2 separate regions of the Homo sapiens genome follow, and region 1 is linked to region 2. Evidence: chromatin loops called from intact Hi-C (ENCODE). Cell type or tissue: GM12878. All regions are shown on one strand. Each heading gives the region's core, and the rest is flanking DNA. Links, peaks and the distances in the headings are about the cores only. Region 1 overlaps LOC105377161 (a long non-coding RNA gene). Region 2 overlaps LINC00877 (long intergenic non-protein coding RNA 877).

Region 1 (10,678 bases), core at 1,858-9,857, 600 kb after region 2:
CTCCACACCTCCATAGTCGGGGTCAGTGTCTCTGTAGACCATCGTGGAAACTCAAAGCATTTGCTGAGGTTATGAGAATACATTTACGTGGAATTATCTGGTGAAAACATGTGTCTCCCAATAGATGTAAGATCATCAGAGCAAGGATCATACCCATGTTTCTAGTCACCATTCCTAGCAGTTAGCCCAGGGCCTGCCCCAGAAAAAACCCTCAAAAAACATTTATTAAACAAATGAAAGGAAGAGAGAGAGGGAAGGAAGACGGAGAGAGGGAGAGAGGAGTTTTCTGTGCCTCAATTAAAGATTCCATGTAGTAAACCACAAGCATTTCAAAGATGTTGATTGACCTCTTAAACTAGAATGAACATGAAGAAAATAAAACCATTACAAGCATTAGAGGATTTATTGGCTAAGCCTGGCTGCTTTTCGTATTATTCCCTATGTTTTCCTTTTACTGGAACCACAGGACCAAAGTCCAGGGCATGGGGGGAGACAGGAAGCGACAGAAACGGAAAAAATAAAGGAAGGAAAGAGAGAAGGAAAGACAGACAGGAAGAATAAAATAGAGGGAAGAGGGTGGATGGAGGATAGGAAGAAGAGTTCAAGAAGGGTGGGAGGAACCCACCTAAGCCTGATAATTCTCAATGAGGATGGAAAGTAAATAATGCAGGGTCATTCTGCAAGCCCACACTGAAATACACAAACCCCACTACGCCCAGGAGCTGGCATGGTATGGGCCCATGACAGGCCATTAAATGGAAGCTAGACAGAAAATATGATCCATGGAATTAAAGGCCTTAGAAGGAGGCTTGCTCTGAAGCAAAAAGAAGGAAACAAAGATCAGGGCTGACATAGGGAGGGAGTAGAAAGAGTGCGGAATGTGTCACGCCCTTCCTCTGCCAGGAGACCTCTGTCTTCCCCTGTGGCTATGATGACAATATGAAGGGATGTTTATTGCTAACACAGCAAAATGTGGTCCAGTGGCCAGGAGTTTCCCTGGCATGATTCATTCATGTTCTGAGCAAATGAACAAGAGTTTGCATTGTTGGAGGGGTTGTGGCACACATAAGGTAGTGGGGCGAAAGTGTGGAGATGTGGCCGCTCGTGTCAGCAGTCGCTGGAGGCAGGTACAGATGCTGCACACTGATGGAGTCCCTGCAAAATCCCCACCTCTCAACTCAGGTTCTGGGAGCCCTGGGGAAACACAATGTGGACCTTGGTTTTACTGTAAAGAATAGCAAGCATGTGTATTCTCTTGGGAAGGGCAGACGGCCTCAGGCCAGCATCTCAGATGCTGCTTTTTAAGCAAGGAGGAGTTTACAAAAAGATAGGAATACAAGCAAAAACAATAGGAAGGATGACTGCAAAAAGGAGGGAGAATTGCTAAGGTAGCAACTTGGGGGATGAGATGCCTGGTGAAATGTCTGAGGGGAAATCAAGTAAACCTCCTCCACCAACTCCACTCCTATGCCCCCATCCCTAGGCAGTTTGTTCCTGCTGGGACCATTCGTTCAGTGCTAGAACTCACAAAACCCTTTCTGACAGGCAAACATAGATAATTTACTGACTCATGTAATTGAAAAGCCCAAGGATTAAATGGTATCAGGCATGGCTGGATCCAGGAGCTCATGAAGTGCTATCAAGACTGTTTTTCTCCCTCTGTCTCTTGGATCTGTTTCTGTCTCTGCTGGCAGGATGTCTCCAGTCCTAATAGGGGTGGTGGCAGCCATCCCTGCCTAAGGGGTGCTTCTCTTTCTCAATAGTTTCCAAAAAATCTCAGGCCTGAGTCTTATTGGCCACGGTTGGGACACGTGCCATCCCCAGAGCCAGGGATAAGGAGTGAGTCCCAGCCAGATCGAGGTGTTAATAGCCAAATGATGACAAATGGCTATTGTACAGACAAAAACAACAGATGTAACCACAGAAGCTGTGTGGATAGCCACAAGATAATAGCACCCCTCCCCCACGAATTTAAACACAGATGCTGGTTGCTAGGGAGGGATGCTGAGGTCAACACACACATTGGTTATTTTCTGAAACAGAGAGAGCTTGGTGGAAAAGATTCCTCTCCTGGCTGGTCGTTGGGAGTTTTCTTGGCAAATCCATTCTGAATCTCCAGAATTAGCAGACCTAGAGGAGGCATGTGAAGACTTTGCTGGAATGCTATTCATTCATTCATCACTCTCTCACCTCCTTCTTATTCTTCAACTCTGCCATCTGCCTTCTTCCCATATATCACAAGGGGAACTGTCCTTATGAAAATTGCCAATGACTCCTCTCTTGTGGATCCTATGGAATTTTGCTCCTTTCCTTCCTGGGTCTCTCAGGAGAACCTTCTGGAAACATGCTTTACCCATGGCTCTGCTCCCATTCTTCCCATCCTCCCACTGTGAGTACATTTACTCCTGTGCCTTCAGTTTCCATCTCTGTATTGGGTCCCAGTCCAAATTTATAGCCAGGACTACTCTGTGAGTTTTGGTCTCCTGAATCCAAATGCCTACTAGAACCTTCACTCTTGGATGTCTCTCTGGCATCTGGAACTAAACGTGTCCAAAGCACTGAACTCCTCCTCAGCCCCGTTTCAAAGCTTGCATCTCCTCCAGAGTTCCCTGCTGGATGCCTAGGACCACTGTCCACGTGCTTACCTGAACCAGAGACTGAGGACAGACAGGCCCAGCCCCCGCCTCAGCCCTACACCATTTAGTCACTAGTCACTAAATCCTCCTTGGAAATATCCCCCCACTTCCTGCCAGCCCCACGGCCCTCTAATGCGGCTCTGGCATCATGATCTCTGCCAGCAATGTCCCAACCTGCCTCCCACTTCCCACGATGTCCACCTCCTCACCCCACATCCTACCACCCACCCTGCAGTCAGATCCTTCCAACATAAATGTGATGGTGCCACTTCCTTAGTGGCTTCCCACCACTCTGAGGGATGAGTCAAACTCCTCCAGGTGACATTTAAGTCCTCCTTATAACCCAGGTCCTGCCTGCCCCTCCAGCCTACTGACTTTTTGCTACTCATCTCTCAAATCTCTCAAACTCTGTGCCCACCATGCTGAACGGCTTGACTCCCACCTTTGCACAGGCTATTACCTCTGTTTGGGGTGCTCTTCCTCCTGCCTCTTCATTTGGCTTCCCCTTCTCATCCTCCAGGGCTCCTCTTACATATAACACCCCCCAGGACAACGTCTCTGACTAAGACTAAGCTAAGTATCTCTCCCAATCAATCAACTCTCTAGGGAAGATGGTACTGGTGTTCAAGTTCTTTTCTTTTCTTTTCTTTTTTTTTTTTTTTTTTTGAGATGGAGCCTCGTTCTGCCACCCAGGCTGGAGTGCAGTGGCATGATCTTGGCTCACTGTAACCTCTGCCTCCTGGGTTCAAGCAATTCTCCTGCCTCAGCCGCCTTAGTAACTGGTACTACAGGCGCCCACCACCACACCTCGGTAATTTTTGTATTTTTAGTAGAGACAGGGTTTCACCATGTTGGCTAGGCGGGTCTCAAACTCCTGACCTCAAATGATCCACCCTCCTCGGCCTCCCAAAGTGCTGGGATTAGATGCATGAGCCACCGCACCCGGCTGTCAAGTTCTTGATGAATGGGAAAGTTTACTGAGAAGAGGAGAGGAAAATCTTTGAGTATATTTTTAGCCAATGAAGACTTTCTTTTTGATACTTACTTTCCAAACAAAAATATATTAATTTCTTACTCTGAGTCAGCGGCACCTGTGCTGGACACAGGTTTGCCAGCAAACAAGACAGACACACGCCTTGCCTTTTAGGAAATTATAATCCAATAGGAAAGACAGATACTAAATTAACAGTTCAGCCAAACTTAATGGGTACTAGCCCTAACTCTCTTGTGGCAGATTGTATTTTCCAAAGATGGCTTCAATATGCTCTCTTTCAATGTGACTAACACTATTCCATTGAGATACAGGATCTGCGTTCCCTGTCCTTGAAACCGGTTGGACTGCTATGACCAATAGAATGTTGTGGAAGTGACACTGAGTGACTTTAAGTCAATAAAAGTTTCCACCAATCTTTATTTCTCTCTCTCTCTCTCTTTTTCTCAGGACTCTCTCCTTTGGGATCCAGTCACCATGTTGTGAGGAAGCCCAGACCACATGGAGAGGCCACATATAGAGGTTCTAGCCAATGACTCCAGCTAAAGCCTCAGTCAACAGACAGCATTCACGTGAATGAACAGGTCTTCAGATGAACCCAGCCCCAAGCCTTTGTCCCTTTCAGCTCAGTCCGCAGACACCAAGAAGCATGGAGAAGCATTTGCCCTATCGAATTCCCAATCCACCGAATCCACGAGTGATTGTTTTATGCCACTAGGTTTTGGAACAATTTGTTCTGCAGCCATGGCAACTATATTACCTCTCTAGGTTTCCTTGCACAAAAGAACACTGGACTGGAAATAAAGTGAGTGGAATATTCCCATCCCTTTCTCTTAATAGCTGTTGACACTCAGTAGCTGTGTGAACTTGGGCATGTCATTTCTCATCTCCAGGTTCTTTATCCTCCCTCCTGAAATACAAGGATAGAGTTGGATGATTTCTAAGACCCTAGGAAGCTTGAAAATTGTATCAACAGAGACTCTTTATGGAATGACCCAATTAAAACCATGTCAATTGATATGGCAAGAGGTGAACTTTTTAACTGAAATTCTTGATTTTTTGTTTTATCTTTCTGGGAGGTGAACTCAACTAAAGCCATTAGGAAAGCAAAAGGGCTCCTTTAATGCATAATTCATGAAAGGAGAGTGGGTTTGACCCAACAGGTCATTTGGAATAAAAATGCCATAAAAATAAAATATGTTATCCCTCCCCTTCTGCCCCCCCACCATCCCTCACACTAGCTAATGGAGGGGAAGAGTGAATTAAACTGGAGTTCAGGTCAAAGGTTTAGTTGATTTATTCCAGAATGGTCATTCCCTCCAGCTGCTCAAGTAACAATAGACATTGCAGATGTTCAGGCAGTTTTGTCCCCACCCCAGGGCCCTTGTCCTGAGTGATAAGTCCCCTCCTCCTTCCCTGGGGAGATGAACTCATTTTCTAATGGCCTGCCCAATTAGGAAGCATATGAGTCTAGCGAGAAGACACCTTGTCTGCTTCAAAAGCTTTGGGGAAATTCCCCAAAGGGCCAACCTGTTTCACAGAGGCAAAGGGAAAAAAAGTAGACAGCCTGTAATTAGTATAATAACCTGTTCAGATTCCACCTGCCTGTGATTTCCCCAGCTTGTTCATCCATTCATGTATTCATTCACTCAGGCAACAAATATTTACAGAGCAGCTGTGATGTGTAAGCCCTGGTGATACGACAGGTCCCCCAGAAGAAGCTAACGATTTGTGTGCAAGCGATTGATTAAGGAAGTGCTCCCAGGGGTGTCTGGCAGGGGGTGGGGGTGGGGGGAGCAGGACAGGGAAGGGAAGACTCCAGTCAAAGGTTGATTTCAAGCAAAGTCCAGGCCTCAGCCTGATCCTTCAGCAAGCTCTGGAGTGTAAAGTATGCCTCAGAGGTTGTCCCAATTCAAAGCAAAGGTGCTAGGCTTTCAGACTTCTGCATCAGACAGTTATGGGTAAAGGCTGCCCTGGTAGAAATGTAAATCCCAGGCATTTCTGACACTGCACATGCAGGCAAATGGGTTCCAGGAGCCTGTGTACAGTATTTTTTCTTCTTTGTTTTAAGCCACAGGTACATGCTAGTACAAGTAAAACAACAAAATAGCCAGGGGCAGACCTTTTCCCACTCTGCCAACCTCTATATATTAGCATTATCTTGCTTCATGGTTGCAAGATGGCTGCAGCCGCTCCAAACTTCCATCCTCTTACAACAATATCCAAAGGCAAGAAGGGTTGGGCAGGCAGCTAGCCCCACCCCTACAGACCTGACTTGCCAGAGAAGAACATTTCTCCAGTACACTTTGCATTGTGTCCTCTTTGTCAGAAGTGGGGCAATGCACCCTTTTTTTTTCAGACAGGGTCTCATTCTGTTGCCCAGGCTGGAGTGCAATGGCACGATCTCGGTTCACTGCAACCTCCGCCTTCCGGGTGCAAATGATTCTCCTGCTTCAGCCTCCTGAGTAGCTGGGATTACAGGCGTGTGCCACCATGTCTGGCTAATTTTTGTATTTTTAGTAGAGACAGGGTTTCACCATGTTGGCCAGGCTGGTCTTGAACTCCTGACCTCAAGTGATCAGCCCACCTAGCACTCCCACAGTGTTGGGATTACAGGCATGAGCCACCGTGCACAGCCTACAATGCACCCTTTTAAACCAATTCCCACCAAAAGGGAATGAGATTACCATGAATAGTTTCCTGGATTGGGAAGAGGTCACCTTCTGTGAGGATCTTGCCCAACTCTTGATACCTAATGGGTATCAAGAGGTGGGCAAAAAAAAAAAAAAAAAAAAACAAACAAAAAGATACCTGATGGGTTCTTGTTATCAAGGAAGAAGAGGGGATAGCTTTTGGGTAAACAATGATCCATGTGTGCTACACTGGTCAATCAGGGCACCATGCTGTCTGGGCTATGGTGATTGGTTCAGGATGGACATATTACTCAAGCCAAGCCAATCAGAGTTAGTCTTGGGAATTTTGCTGTACTCACCAGGAAAAGGATCTTAGTCTTTCCTGAAAGCATCTAGGGTAAGAAACAGGACAGCCATAACAGCACCATGGGAACCCTGAGAATAAAGCCAACACAAAGAGAAAAATGAAGTGGATCCAAGAGAGGGAAAGAGATCAAATCTGGCTGGCTAATTCAGAACCCCTAAATCCAACCTAGGCTGAAGCTAACTCTACCCTTGGGCAGAAAAAAAGTTCCTTTTTGCTAGTTCACCTTGGTTTGTATCTTCTGTTTATTGTACCTAAAAGATTCCTAAGGAGTACAAGTGGCAAACAAGGTAGACAAGCCTGTGCCCTTATGGAGTTCACAGTCAAAACAGGGAGACAGGTACCGGACAAAGAATTACAAGAACAATGTGGGTTACAAAGGTCAAGTGCAGGGGACACGAAGACCACATAAATAAACCGGCCAGCCTAGTGTAGGAATCAAGAAGAGTCCCTGAGGAAATGTGGTTCAAGCTGAGCTTGAAAGGGCAATGGCTGTTTCCCAGCATTAGACTCCAATGTTACCCCTGACTTCACAGACGTAGCAGGGGACAGGCACTCACTGGGGAAGCCTGCTCTGTTTCATTAGGACTGTGCAACTGTTCCACACTCCAACATACCCCTCAGTCTTTCATCCATTCTTCCAACACCCTAATTTGTTCAAAAGCTGCCAAGAATGATCAGATTTTTTTCCCCCTGCACTCCTGTAAAAGCCTTTAGTTCCGGAGAAAGACTGTGATTTCTTTCATGTTTAGGAGTGTTTTCTTTTCTTCTTAATTCCTTCCCTCCCTGTGTAAATTGGAGCAGTCAAATCAGGTCTTGAGGTAGGGAAGGGACCAAAAGAACTCCCAGCCAGGTGCAGGTCATCAGTGAGGCTGAGAGACACTGTAAGTGGGGAAGCCCTGCAGGAAATATGGACCTCACACTCCCCAGATAGAAAAGTCTCTCAGGCCACTCTCTTCGAACCTCACCCAGGGATGTTCTCTGGCATCATGCACTGACTCGGAAGGGAGAAAAGCTCTTGGTCCAAATGTCCCAGTGCCGCTGTGAGCTCCAACAAGTCTCTGAGCTTCAATCTCCTAATCTGCAAAATGGAAAAAATACACACTGAGTCGTACCTGCCTCAGAGGGCTTGGGTGCATCAAAGGTGATGTTGTGAATAGGCCAGGAAGCACGCTCCAGCATCCAGTCATGATCCACAGTCTCACACTTCCATTCGACTAGGGTCCTCAGGCCCCATTCTCCAGCCCCAAGCACAGAGACCAAATCTCCCAGTTCTCTTTCTTTGGGTTCCATGCCACCCATACTCCCATCTCATGTCCACCATGACAGCTTCCAGAGCTAGGCCCAGGACACATGTGCTAATTGGAAGGGTCACTGTTGTGGTTTGCCACCTCAGGTTGGAAGACTTGTGCTCACAGGCTGTCACTTTCATGCTGGAGGCTGACTAATCTGCTCCTTCAAGGGCCCGACTTCACCTTAATTCCAAAATCAAGGAACTTCCGTGGGTTCTTGGACCTTCGTCACTTTAGAAGCCACCATATATCTATCTGTAATGTATATGCGTAGCAACCCCCTAAAGCCAACTCCATGGCACATGATGGAAACAGGGCCCATGGAATTGTGCCACCCAGGGTAGGGCACCTGCAAGGCAATATTTCAACATAGTAACTCTGCCAAGCTACCCTTTGGGCCAGTGGGTATCTTTTCTTTTCTTTTTTTTTTTTTTTTTGGAGAAGGAGTCACACTCTTTCGCCAGACTGGAGTGCAGTGGTGTGATCTCAGCTCACTGCAACCTCCACCTCCCGGATTCAAGCGATTCTCTTGCCTCAGCCTCCCAAGTAGCTGGGACTACAGGCACGCATCACCACACCCAGCTAATTTTTGTATTTTTTAGTAGAGACAGGGTTTCACCATGTTGGCCAGGATGGTCTCGATCTCTTAACCTAGTGATCTGCCCACCTTGGCCTCCCAAAGTGCTGGGATTACAGGCATGAGCCACTGCGCCTGGCCACCAGTGGGTATCTTTACACAGCAGGTCAACCTTGTAAAGCAATTTGTGTTAGTCTTTAGTTGGAGATGGGCAGCAGGGTCTGGTCCTGAGACTGAAACCAGCTAGCTGGGTGGCCTTGGGCAGTCATGGCCTCCTCTCCTCAACTGTCCCCACCTTTCAAACTGTTTCCAAAGCCCTTCAGCCTTTGGAAACAGAAAGGAGATCTTCAGGGGCCTATGGAACCCTGCACACACATCTACCCCCACCTCCCAACTTCAGATAGAGCAGCACCACTTTTTAACATTTTACAAGTTGGATTCTGAATAAAAGTTTGCCTGAAAGAAATTTTCCAAAGAAGGGAAGAAGAGGAGGAATAATTAGGCTAGTGAGTTGGCACAGCCCATTCAACTTTTTTTTTTTCTTGAGACAGGGTCTCACTCTGTTGCCAAGGCTGGAGTGCAGTGGTGCGATCACAGCTCACTGAAGCCTTGACCTCCTGGGCTCAAGCAATCCTTACACCTCAGCCTCTGGAGTAGCTGGGATTACAAGTGCATGCCACCATGCCCAGCTATTATTTTTTCTCTCTTGTAGAGATGAGGTCTCACTATGTTGCCTAGGCTGATCTCGAATTCCTGAGCTCAAGCAATCCTTTCACCTTGGCCTCCCAAAGTGCTGGGATTACAGGCATGCGCCACTGTGCCTGGTCCCCGTCCACTTTTTACACATGATGACTTAACCACGGCTGAGAATCTCAGATATATTTTTGTTCTAATGACTTCAAGAAGACAGTTTTTTCGTAGCAGATGTTGAGTAAAATGGATCCGCTACTTTTTTTTTTTTTTTGAGACGGAGTCTCACTGTGTCACCCAGGCTGGAGTGCATGGCATGATCTCTGCTCACTTCAACCTCTGCCTCCCGAGTTCAAGCGATTCTCTTGCCTCAGCCTCCCAAGTAGCTTGAACTACAGGCGTGCGACACCACTTCCAGCTAATTTTTGTATTTTTTTTGTAGATACTGGTCTCGAACTCCTGGCCTCAAGTGATCTGCCCGCCTCGGCCTCCCAAAGTGCTGGGATTACAAGCGTCAGCCACCACGCCCAGCCACTGCTTCTTACCAAAGCACTGAAAGTGGTTCTGAGAGGAAAAGATTCTTTAAAGTGGTGCTACTTCACTTCAGTGTGTGCGTGGACCACCTGAAGAGCTGGTTAGAACTCCAGATTCCTAAGACCCCGCCCTCTCAGGGTAGTGATTTGAGTTCAGACTTGCAGCTGAGAACAAGGACTGGCATCCCCTCTACCGGCCACCAGCTCTCTCACTGGGGCATGCTGGTCAAACAGTCTGTGCCTCAGCTTTCTCATCAGTGAAATGGGTATAATTATGTATATACCTTAGGATTCATGAGGATTACATGAGTTAGTAAGTGTCAAGCACTTAGAACAATGGCTAGTCCATAAAAAATGCTCAGTAGGCCAGGCGCATTGGCTCACATCTGTAATCCCAGCACTTTGGGAGGCCGAGGCGGGTGGATCATGAGGTCAGAGATCGAGACCATCCTGACTAACATGGTGAAACCCCGTCTCTACTAAAAATACAAAAAATTAGCCAGGCGTGGTTCCGGGCACCTGTAGTCCCAGCTACTTGGTGAGGCTGAGGCAGGAGAATGGCGTGAACCCAGGAGGTGGAGCTAGCAGTGAGCCAAGATCGCGCCACTGCACTCCAGCCTGGGCAACAGAACGAGACTCCATCTAAACAACAACAATAATAATAACAAATGCTCAGTAAATGTGAGTTGTTAGTGATATCAGGGTGGAGCCCAGGAAGCTACATTTTAACCAGCAGCCCTGGGTGATTCGAATGCAGATCTATGGCCTGCACTTGAGGACCTCGGTTCTACAGAACACGGACCAGCCTTCATCATCTATAAGTGATTCCTTTACCTTTCATAAGAACAAGGAGCTAGGGTCTTCTGTCCCAGCCATCTGTGTGCCTCAAAAGGCAGCAGCTATTTTCCCCTCAAATGGAAATAGCTGGTTATTCCAATTAGACATGGAATACATGCTAATTA
Region 2 (10,678 bases), core at 831-8,830:
CCCAAATAAGTAGTAGCGTTTAAACAAATGACAGGCTTGGGTGGGTTGCAAAAGCGGGGCCGCTTGGAGGTAGTGAATATTTCAGATGTTGTGCGGGAGGTGTGAGGAGAAAAGTGAGAAGCGGTGAGGGACGAAGGAAGAGGAAGTGAGAGCCATGGACTTCAGAAGTAAACTTGAACTTCTTGGCAAGTTACCTTGGAAGCCTGGGGCCAGGGTCATTAAGCAGCAAGATTACCATGAAGGAAAAGAGTGAACCAAAAGAAAGTAAGGGGAGAAATTCAAACTGGGCTCAATTGTGACAGAAAAGAAAAATCACACCTAGAGCAGTACACTGAGTCCCTTAGTATGCAAGAACCACATTGCCTCCTCCTCATCCTCCCTCTGAAAAGAAGCCCGCTGTGCACACCTATGGGACAGCCTTTGCTTAATTCTATGTGCCAGCGGCAGCTTCCCAGTAAGCCTTCTCCCCTTTGCTTTTGCTCCGTGGAAATGAGAACACGCCAAGGGTGACGTTTGTGTGTGGGTTTTGGCGCTTTCACAAAAAGCTTCATTAGCCTTATTTAGAATATGATTGCTCCTTCAATCCCTGTGCATAAATGGATTTCAGGTGACCATGCCTGTCACAGGCCCCTGCTCGCCTGGTTACTGGCTTGAGGTATTCTTTGGTTTAAACAAAGCAGGACAAATAAAGAGCAAAGACCCACTCAGGGCCCTAGATGTTCATAGAAACTGATTTCCCCTTAAAAAAACAGCTCACTGTGGGAGTTGTAAATAGGAAGAAATGAACCATTTAAGAGAGTCTTTGAGACTACTGCCTGTTGGAATGGAACCAGTTTGGGGTTTGGGGTGGAGGTGGCATGTCAAATTTGTGGTTACTTCCTAAACACACACAAACTGTTTCAATATCTGATTTGAATATGCTACAACTGCCCCCTGCCAAAACCCTGCCCAGCAGTCTTTCTCCCCACAAACAGCTAAGCCAAGAACCCCAGGACAATTTGCTGTCTGTGCTGATAGACTATCTGGGGTTTCTAAAGCAGGCGATGTATTCTATTTCAGGAAATCAGACCAAATAAAAATCATTCCAATTAAAAAGTGCCACTGGGCAAGTAGAACAGCAAGTGCCCACCTCACACAAAACAGACCAACCACAAAGTGCAGGCTTTCATATATGTTGTTGATGGCAGAGTCACTGCCTTAGAGCCTCGAGTTTATTCAATGGGATAAAAGTTGCCTGGTAAATTGGGCTGAGAGGATTTTTTCCCAGAAGGCCATCACAAGGCATTTTGATGTACTTATCATTTACAAGAGCCTAGAGGAATCTAAAAGTGATTTTGATTTCAAATACTATAGAACCCAGTTATTATATAGCTTATTAATACTGAGCTTCAAATAACCATCAGATATATTCTGAGACACACACATATGCACACACATACACATACACACACATACACACACACACACCCTCTGTACAGGCTTGTAATATGAGGCCTGTGATGGTGATGTCTCATGTTATTTAGGGAGTCGGGTTCTAAATTTCTACAAAGATGAAAATTGTGTACAGTTAAAGGTGCATTTGGAAAATCCCTTCAAATGCCCACTAGCACAGTGAGGTGCTTGCACCGTGAGAGGTAGGAAGTAAATCTGATTACTTCAGCTCTCACATGCCCCTTGCAGGTGAGGATGGGCAGAACCAACACCATGTCAGCCCTCTTTTTCACTCTTCTTGCTGAGGGCATGGAGATGAATTCACTTTAGTTAACTGTATAGGTTATATAATTTCACCTTGATCAGCTCACCCCCAGGAGGGTTAGTCCTGTCTACAAATACAAAAGCCACTCGTGTCTTTTTTGTAGGAAAAATTCCTCACTACCTGGTAAGGAAGACCCTCCATTGTCTCAGCCACTAAAAACACTCCCAGTGTCTTCCATCCCTTTTTCTTCCCCTTTCTCTCCTAAAAAGACTGACTTTGGCTTTTGAAAATTGGTTAAACCTTCTCTCTCTCCCTCTTTTCTCTCTTTCTCATTAGCATTTCTAAGTGTAATGTTCAAAGCTTCCAATGGGGACAATGCCCTGAAATTTCAGACAGCTCCAAAGGACTCCTTCCCACGCTGATGTAGGCACTTGAGTTTTGAATTAGCAATTTCCCAGCACAACCTGAATTCTAGAAGTTAGGTTACAAGTGGATTGATGAACTTTATTATTCAGACCTTTTCAGTTAAAAGTGCCAGAAACCAACTCAAAGCTTAAGTAAAATGGGGAAGTTTTTTTGACTCATGCGAGTGAAAATTTGAATGTGGTATTAGCCTTGGGATGCTAGTGAATCGAATGACAAGGATCTCTTTTCCCTCCCCTTGCCTTCCTCTTTTCCACTGTCCCTTCCTCCCTCCCCATCTCTTCTTCCTTCCTTTCCCCCTTTCTCCCTCCCCTGCATAGACTTAGCTTCTCTTTTCTCTGTAGGTTGGGGCTGATTCCCTCTTACAAGAGGACTCCATTCATTTATGGGGTTGGGTGAACTGCATCCTTCACTCACATCATCACATCTTAGGGCCGTCCAAGGAAACAGTGATTTCTCTCTTCTGGTGCCCAAAGGTGTGTCAACAAAAAGAGTCAAACTCTGTAAAATATTTGAAGAGATTTATTCTAGCCAAACATGAGTGACCAATGGCCTGTGACACAACCCTCAGGAGATCCTGAGAACATGTGCCCAAGGTGGTTGAGCTACAACTTGGTTTTCTACATTTTAGGGAGACATAAGAAGATCAATCAATACATGTAAGATGTGTATTGGTTCGGTCTGGAATGGCAGGACAACTGGAAGCGGGGGCGCTCACAGGTCATAGGCAGATTCAGAGACTTTTTGATTGGCATTTGGTTGAAAGAGTTATTATCTAAAGACCTGGGATCAACAGAAGGAATGTCTGGGTTGTGATAAGGCATTGTAGACACCAAGGTTTATCATGTAGATGAAGCCTCAGGTGGCAGGCTGCAGACAGAATAGATTGTAAATGTTTCTTATCACACTTAAAACGTCTGTTCTATCAGTCTTAAGGTTGAGTTGATGTTAATGCTGGTCAGGTGAGCCTGAATTCCAAAAGGGGAGGACGGTTTGGTGAAGCATGTCTGACTCCCTCTTCCCATCATGGCCTGAACTAGTTTTTCTGGTTAACTTTGGAATGCCTTGGCCAAGAGATGGGGTCCATCAAAATGGCTGAGGACTTAGAATTTTACTTTTGGTTTATGGATGAATCCCAGAGAAGGATTCTGATAGGCTGGTCTGGTCACAAGCTTCCTTAGCCCAGTCACAGGGTCTGAAGGGAGAAGACACTAGGATTGGGCAGACCTCGATCCCATGGCCAACCTTGTGGCTTACGGGAAGACTGAGGAGTTTAGCAGCCTGACAGACACCATATAGCAGTATGCAGTGTGCCAGGCGTGGTGGCTCATGCCTATAATCCCAAAACTTTGGGAGGCCAAGGTGGGCAGATCTCCTGGAGTCAGGAGTTTGAGGGCCAACAAGGCGAGACCCCGTCTCTACTAAAAATAGAAAAAATAGCTGGGTGTGGTGATGCGTGTCTGTAATTTCAGCTACTCAGGAGGCTGAAGCAGGAGCGTCACTTGAACCCCAGAGGCAGGGGTTGGCCTGAGCTGAGATCACACCACTGCACTCCAGCCTGGGCAACAGAGTGAAACTCTGTCAACAAAAAAAAAAAGAAGAAGAAGAAGTATGCAGTGACAAGGATTTTCCCAAAGAAAGATAAAGGGAGAGTGCAGGTACAAATGTAAAGAAGAAATAAGCACTATGTGGAATAAACCACATATGTTCACCTCAGGGTCCTAAGAAAAATCAGAAAAAAAAAAAACAAAAAAACAAAAAAAAACAACAACAAAAAAACCAGACCATCTCACTCCTACCATCACACATTCAACCAAACATCCTAATGGGCCTGCAGCTCAAGCTGACCTTACCAGCACTGTGTATGATATTACCTTGCAACTAGTAACAGTCTTAGCAACCGGCCCCAAATAGTCATCTCTGAGCAGTGATCCACAACTTGGAGAAGGCATGAAAACGAAGTTTCTCTGATTTGAAAATCTGCTCACTTTGTAAGTCAGGATTTTGCAAGTTTTCTAATTATAGTGGTTTACCCTTAAAGCCAAACAAAACCAAAAAAACCAATGCCATAATTGCGTGCAATGCTTGAAGCAATTACTTTTGGCAGCTCCAGGCACCACCTCCGTTCTCCGTCATCCATCACAGTGTGGACTGAATGTCTGCAGAGCAAGCATTCTGCTGCCATTCCAGACCAAAGGTCATGCTAATGTCTCTGTCTGTTTTTTCTCTCTTTATCTTTCTTCTTCCCTCTTTTAAAGTCTGGTCCCTAGACAAGCAGCATCAGCATCTCCCGGGAACTTACTTGAAATGCAAATTCTTGAACCCCTTCCCAGACCTGCTGAATCTGAAAGAGAAAGTAGAGGTGGCAGCAACCTATATTTTCACAAGCCCTCGAAGTGATCCTGACGCACCCTCACGTTTGCTGAATCCCGCCTTATGTAATGCCCTATTGTCACACTGACCTCAGAGCTATGCACACATATGCTTCCTCTTTTTGTTTCCTGCTCAGAAACTCCCCATGGTCCAGATAATAAATTACATACTCAGTTTAGTCATTCAAAGACCTTGGCAATCTCATTTTCCTAACTTATTGCTAATTAATATATTCATTGTTATGAATCTTATTTATTTATTGAGCATTTAGAATGAGCCAAACACTATGCAAGGTCCTTAATATACCTTGTGTATTAGTCAGTCCAGGTTGCCATAACAAAATACCATAGCCTGGGTGGTTTAAACAACCGGCATTTATTTTCTCACAGTTCTGGAGGCTGGAAGTCTAATATTAAGGTGCTGGCTGATTCTGGTTCCGGTGAAGGCCCTCTTCCTGGCTTGTAGACAGCTGCCTTCTTGTGGTGTCCTTGTATGGTAAAGAGAGAGAACTCTCTCTCTCTCTCTCTCTCTCTGTTTTTTCATCTTCTTATAAAGCCACCAATGCTATCATGGAGGCTCCTTTCCCTTGACCTCATCTAGCCTCAATTACCTCCCGAGAGTCTTATCTCCAAATTCGACACATTGGTGGTTAGTGCGTCAACATATAAATTTGGGGGATATGCAGTTCAGATCATAGTACGTTGATTTATGTAAACCTTCCAACAAGCTGTGAGATAAGAATCACTGAGCCCATTGGCTGTTGAGGAAACTGAAGCTTAGAGAAGCTCGGGAAGCTGCCTAAGACCAAAGTTAGTAGGGGGTGGTGCCAGAGTCTAATCCTGTGGAGGCATTCTTCCTCCCACACAGCATCACTCCCACGACCTGTTCTCTCCGTTATCCATGGCTGCCCAGGTGTCCAGACGTGCCCCTGCCTTCCCTCCTGGACACCTTGCTCAAACCACCCCTAAACCTGGATCTCCTCTCTGCGCTCCTTTGTCTAAATGTATTGAGTCCTGGAAAACAAATCCATCTTCACTGGCTTCCCTGATGAGAATCATTTTCTTTTTCTTTTCTTTCTTTCCTTCTTTTCTCCTTTTTGCAGCAAGTTTTTCATTCCTTTTTTTTCTAACATTATTCTCAGGGCTCCTCTGTCCCTCCAAATTCTCTTTGCTCACCCCAGGCAGTACACGCCTCTCTAAGTTCCTTGCTAACTTCACTTCCAGTAGCTCAAGGGAGATCCCTATGGAGCATTATTGATAACAGTGATTATTAGTGTTTCTAAATATTTTGGAAATGTCCACCACATTCTAGTAACTACAGGTTTCTGCAGACACCCAAAGTCTTTTTTGGAAGGAGCTGATGACCCAGAGTCAGCAGATTGAAACTCAAAGCAAAAGGTTTATTTGGCCAACGGTTTTCAAATCCTTTCTGTCTCTCTCTTTCTCTCCCTTTTTTTTTTCCTTGTCCTTTTTCTTGTTTTTCTGTTTGTTTGTTTTAGGGATAGCAGAATCAAATGAAGCAATGATAGAAAAAGGTAAGTTGGATGGAATAATGAGTGGTGCTCTCACTCCCAGTGGTCAGTTCTGATATCAGTATGACAACAGAGTAGTATATAAAGCAGAGGTTGGCAAACTGTAGCATGCATCACAATGACCTGGAGTGCTTGTGAAAGCACGATTGCTGCTGCACCCATTCCCTTTCAGATTGACAAGAACTGGATGGGGCCCAAGAATATGCATTTCTAGTAAGTTTCCAGGTGATGTCAATACTGCTGGTCCAGGGGCCACACTTTGAGAACCACTGACCTAAAAGGCTTCCTTACCCTTGTTGGAGATTTAGAAATAGATGAGCATATATATGTATCACTGAGATGCTTTGGCTAGGGTATGAGTAAACCCACCTGAATGTAGTTTAGGCAGTAAGGCATCAAAGGAAGTCTGGAGGTAGTATCCATGGATAGCTCAGCCAATGACTGACTTCAATAAGGATTAGCCTCTCCCCGTCTTTCTGTCCTGCCATCCTCATCATGTTGGCTTTGTTCTTGGGCTTGTCTCTTCATTATTCCAGAAAGGCTGAAGGCTGCCACTGTTCCACGTATCACATGTGAACCCAGAAACATCAGCCTGAAGAAGAGATGGGGTTTTCTTCCTTGCGGTTTTTTTTTTTTTTGAGACAGAGTCTTGCTGTGTCTCCCAGGCTAGAGTGCAATGGCATGATCTCGACTCACTGCAACCTCCACCTCCCAGGTTCAAGCAATTCTCCTGCCTCAGTCTCCCAAGTAGCTGGGATTACAGGCTTGTGCCACCATGCCCAGTTAATTTTTGTATTTTTAGTAGAGACGGGATTTCACCATTGACCAGGCCGGTCTTGAACTCGTGACCTCAAGTATTCCACCTGCCTTGGCCTCCCAAAGTGCTGGAATTACAGGCAGGAGCCACCGTGCCTGGCCCATGTATCTTTTTATTCAGGAGGAACAACTCTCCCAGAGGTGCCCAGAGGGTATTCCATTAAATCCCACTCGCTATAATAGTCATGTACCCACAGTTGCTGGCAATGGAATTACCATGATCTGGTGAGTCCAAGTGATATCCCCTTCCTGGGGCTGGGGAGGAGCCCTTTGCCCCTGTCTCCCTGGCCCACCAGCGGATTGTAGGGGAGGAGAGAGAACTGGCAGTGCAGGCTTACAGAGCATTGAAGCAGCAGCAGCTGCAGCTGCATGGGGAGCGACCCCACCTCACTTCCTGGAAGAAGCCAGAGCCACAGCTGTGATGCAGAGACCTGGGGCCTGGCCACACTCCTGGAAAACTGGCACCAGGAGCTGCCACACCTGGGTGGGGGAGAGGCAGGCAGATCCTTTTCTCTGGCCATGCTAGCAGCGTGGGGGTGAGGCCTCCAGGTACTCGTTCACACGTTGGGCATCAGCGGGTCCACGTCTTGCAAGGGTTGAGTGCCCGATGGACTAGGGCCAGGGCCTGGTTGACGGTCAGCCTGTGGGGCCTGGGGTCACTCACAGTTGTGTCTCTTTGTTCTGAACATCCATTCTGAGTCGCAGCCCAGGTACACCTTAGGAAGGGCTGGGTCCCATTACCCTGTCCCTGAACACCACTTATTAAGACAGCTGATGACCCTGGCTCGCCTTGTGATGGAGGCCCCTGGGAGTCAGCAGAGCCGAGCACATAGCACACATCAGGCAGAGCAGGCCAGAGATGGTCAACTCTTGAACTTAGCCAGCTAAAAGAAGGTGGGAAAGGTCCTTGGGGGAGGCAATTGACTGTGTCAGCCACAATCACCTACTCCTCCTTCTCTGCAGATCCCACTAGAGGAGAAAATAGACACAAGGGGGTGAGGGGAAGAAAGTATGGATCAGGGCTTCCTGGCATACTGCATCGAAGGATGCCTGCGGTGGACATCTGCAACTTTTCCTACCCAGTGTCTGCCCCCTCCTTTCTCCTAACAGCACCCAATTTTCCTCTGGGGAACCACTCCACCCCGATTTGGGTGGTCTTGGTGGGTCAAGCAAGGTGCACTGACTTCACCTGTCCTTTCCCATCACCCAAGCTTGGCCAATCTGAGTTTCTATCCTGGGGATTTCAACCTTGAGCAAAACAACACAAGAGCAGAAAACATTTGGAGAGGGCAGGTGTCCTCCCCTCTCTGGAAACAGGAAATAAGCATCCCCCACTTACAATCCTCCTCCTCCTCCTCTCCTCTTTTAGATATAGCATGTGCAGGTGCTCTGTGGGAAACTTTACATGCATGGTCTCAACTAATCCTAGCAACAATCTTACGGGTGACTACCACTACCTCCATTTTACAGATGAAAAACCAAAGCTTCAAGAACTTTAAGGATCACAGAGCTAGTAACTGGTAGATCTTAGATTTGAATTTATACCTACCAGATTACGAAGCCCTGTTTTTCTTGTTCTCCTAGAATATGAGGAGAAAATGAGCCCTCCCCAGGCAGCACTGTGAAATGGCTGAAGGTCTTTTATCTTCTCTGTCCATATACGTGGGAGTCTTAGCGCCTACACTGCTGTCTAATCTAGGCTTGTTAGAGCTGGGCAGTGTTTCACAATCCTCCCAGATAGCTGGCAGTAAGATGTAAATGACACTCATAGGAGCCCTCACGGACAGCTACTTGGAGACAGTCTGTGTGTAATATGGATAGAAAAAGCACTGCTGATAGTATCTGAACCTCTGGATCTGGCAATACCTGAAGTCCAGACTCCTGAACTTCATTTTTGCGTAAGTCAGTTTGAATTGGGTTTTATTGCTTACAACTGAAAAAGTTTTAGCCAGTGTTTCTTAATCACTTTAAAAAATGGAGGAATGTGGAAGTGGCTTCGCTAGGGAAGCTTCCAGCGTGGGGATGGCACAAGCTGGAGGTGGGGCAGCGGTGCCCAGGGCGCCGGCGGGTCCTGGGAGTCCCCGGCGGGAGCAGCAGCCGGCAGCAAGTGCAGCTGCTGGGGAAGCAGTGCCCAGCCCCGTGGTCCAGGATTCACAGCAAAGAGGAGAAAGTGAATTGCAAGCCCAAAACCCAGGACAAACAGGAGATCCCCTTCCAGCTCCGGGAGATTATGAGGAGCCGCTGGGAGATGAAAAATCCGACCGGTAACAAGAAGAGGAAGAAAGCGGCCCAGGTGGGCTTCAGAAAGACACTGGAAAAGGAAGCAAAGGGAGTGGAGCCCGACATTGCCGTCCCCAAGTTCAAGCAGAGGAAGGGGGAGTCCGACTAGGCCTTATCCAGCACATGCTATTCCTCAGCAAGAACCAGGCCACCCAGCAGCCAGAGGTCCAGGCAGCTCCCAAGGAGAAGTCTGAGCTGAAAAAAGCAAAAAAAGTGTTCCAGAAGCGACGACTAGATAAAGTCTGGCAGAAAAAGGAGGAAAAGATGGCAGACAGGCTGGAGCAGGAGTTGCTCCGAGACGCAGTGAAGTTTGGTGAGGTTGTCCTGCAGCACCCAGAGCTGACTACCAGGCCCCGGAGGAGCGTAAGCAAGGACCAGCCTGGCAGGAGATCGCAGATGCTGAGGATGCTTCTGAGCCCCCGAGGTGTATTCCAGCCTCTGACTGCCTCCCTGGCCTACCAGCGGATTGTGGGGGAGGAGAGAGAGTGGGCCATGCAGGCCTACAGATGTTGAAGCAGCAGTGGCGGCTGCATGGGGAGTGAGCCCCTCCCCACTTCCAAGAAGGAGCCAGAGCCACAGCTGTGATGGAGAGACTCGGGGCCTGGCCACGCTCCTGGGAAACTGGCACCAGGAGCTGCCACACCTGGGTGGGGGAGAGGCAGGCAGATCCTTTTCTCTGGCCATGCTAGCATTGTGGGGTGAGGCTTCCAGGTACTCGTTCACACGTTGGGCATCAGCGGGTCCACGTCTTGCAAGGGTTGAGTGCCCGATGGACTAGGGCCAAGGCCTGGTTGACGGTCGGCCTGTGGGGTCACTCACAGTTGCATCTCTTTGTTCTGAACATCCATTCTGAGTCGCAGCCCAGGTACACCTTAGGAAGGGCTGGATCCCATTACCCTGTCCCTGAACACCACCTACCAAGACCGCTCATGAGGCTGGCTCGGTGTGTGACGGAGGCCCCCTGGGAGTCAGCAGAGCTGAGTGCAGTGCACATCAGGCAGAGCAGGCTAGGGGCAGGGAAGACGCACCTGGGGCAGGGCCAGTGGGCACATCTGGACCACCTGCGAGGGCTCTGCAGGGGACCGTAACTACAGGCCAGTTGCGAGTGGTCCCCTGCAGAGGCTACCCACTCAAGGTTTGGTTGGGGTTGAATGTGATGACAGCACATACACCAAGAATGTGGGAACGGGGGCCGGGCGCGGTGGCTCACGCCTGTAATCCCAGCACTTTGGAAGGCTGAGGCGAGTGCATCACCTGAGGTCAGGAATTCCAGACCAGCCTGGCCAATATGGTGAAACCCTGCCTCTACTAAAGATACAAGGAACAAACAAACAAAAAACAGTGTTGTCACCTACATGACAGGGCTCTGAGAGAGCTGGGCAGGCCCAAAGTGGCTTGAGAAAGTAAAGGAAGGATCCTGGCCTGGGCTCAGGGTCACAGAGTGGGGCCCAGGGGGAGTTCCTGCTGAGGGCAGGGCCTTGCCAGGCTTCAGTCTTCATCCCGTGCCAAAGGAGGGAGAGCGCAGGCTGTCAGCATGTCCAGATGAGGGCAGAAGGGAG

The links. A loop is a pair of places that touch in the nucleus more often than their neighbours do. Peaks named below come from ENCODE experiments on the same cell type or tissue, not always from the same donor. Only the 100,000 strongest peaks of a DNase experiment are listed, where the experiment ranks them.
Region 1: it touches region 2 in a loop (2.6-fold over the local background); 2 of 110 quality-filtered maps call a loop at or near these places.

What each region holds. Positions count from the first base shown.
Region 1 is chr3:72,678,103-72,688,780 of GRCh38, forward strand. It overlaps LOC105377161 (a long non-coding RNA gene), which reads right to left. Exons shown (of 11, transcript XR_940962.3): 4 at 7,593-7,705; 5 at 6,620-6,695. Among named protein-coding and RNA genes, the nearest start is that of SHQ1, 170 kb to the right of the region's middle. In GM12878, for the core only: no CTCF peak of the experiment used is centred there; a DNase peak (open chromatin) is centred at 5,169.
Region 2 is chr3:72,078,029-72,088,706 of GRCh38, forward strand. The region is part of intron 2 of LINC00877 (long intergenic non-protein coding RNA 877); the gene reads right to left. It also overlaps the pseudogene CCDC137P2 and the pseudogene CCDC137P1. Among named protein-coding and RNA genes, the nearest start is that of LINC00877, 17 kb to the right of the region's middle. RefSeq lists enhancers at 171-260, 331-460, 581-630, 4,333-4,432, 9,132-9,848 and 1 more and a silencer at 3,923-3,992. In GM12878, for the core only: no CTCF peak of the experiment used is centred there; DNase peaks (open chromatin) are centred at 871 and 4,543; H3K4me3 peaks cover 919 bases; H3K27ac peaks cover 4,603 bases.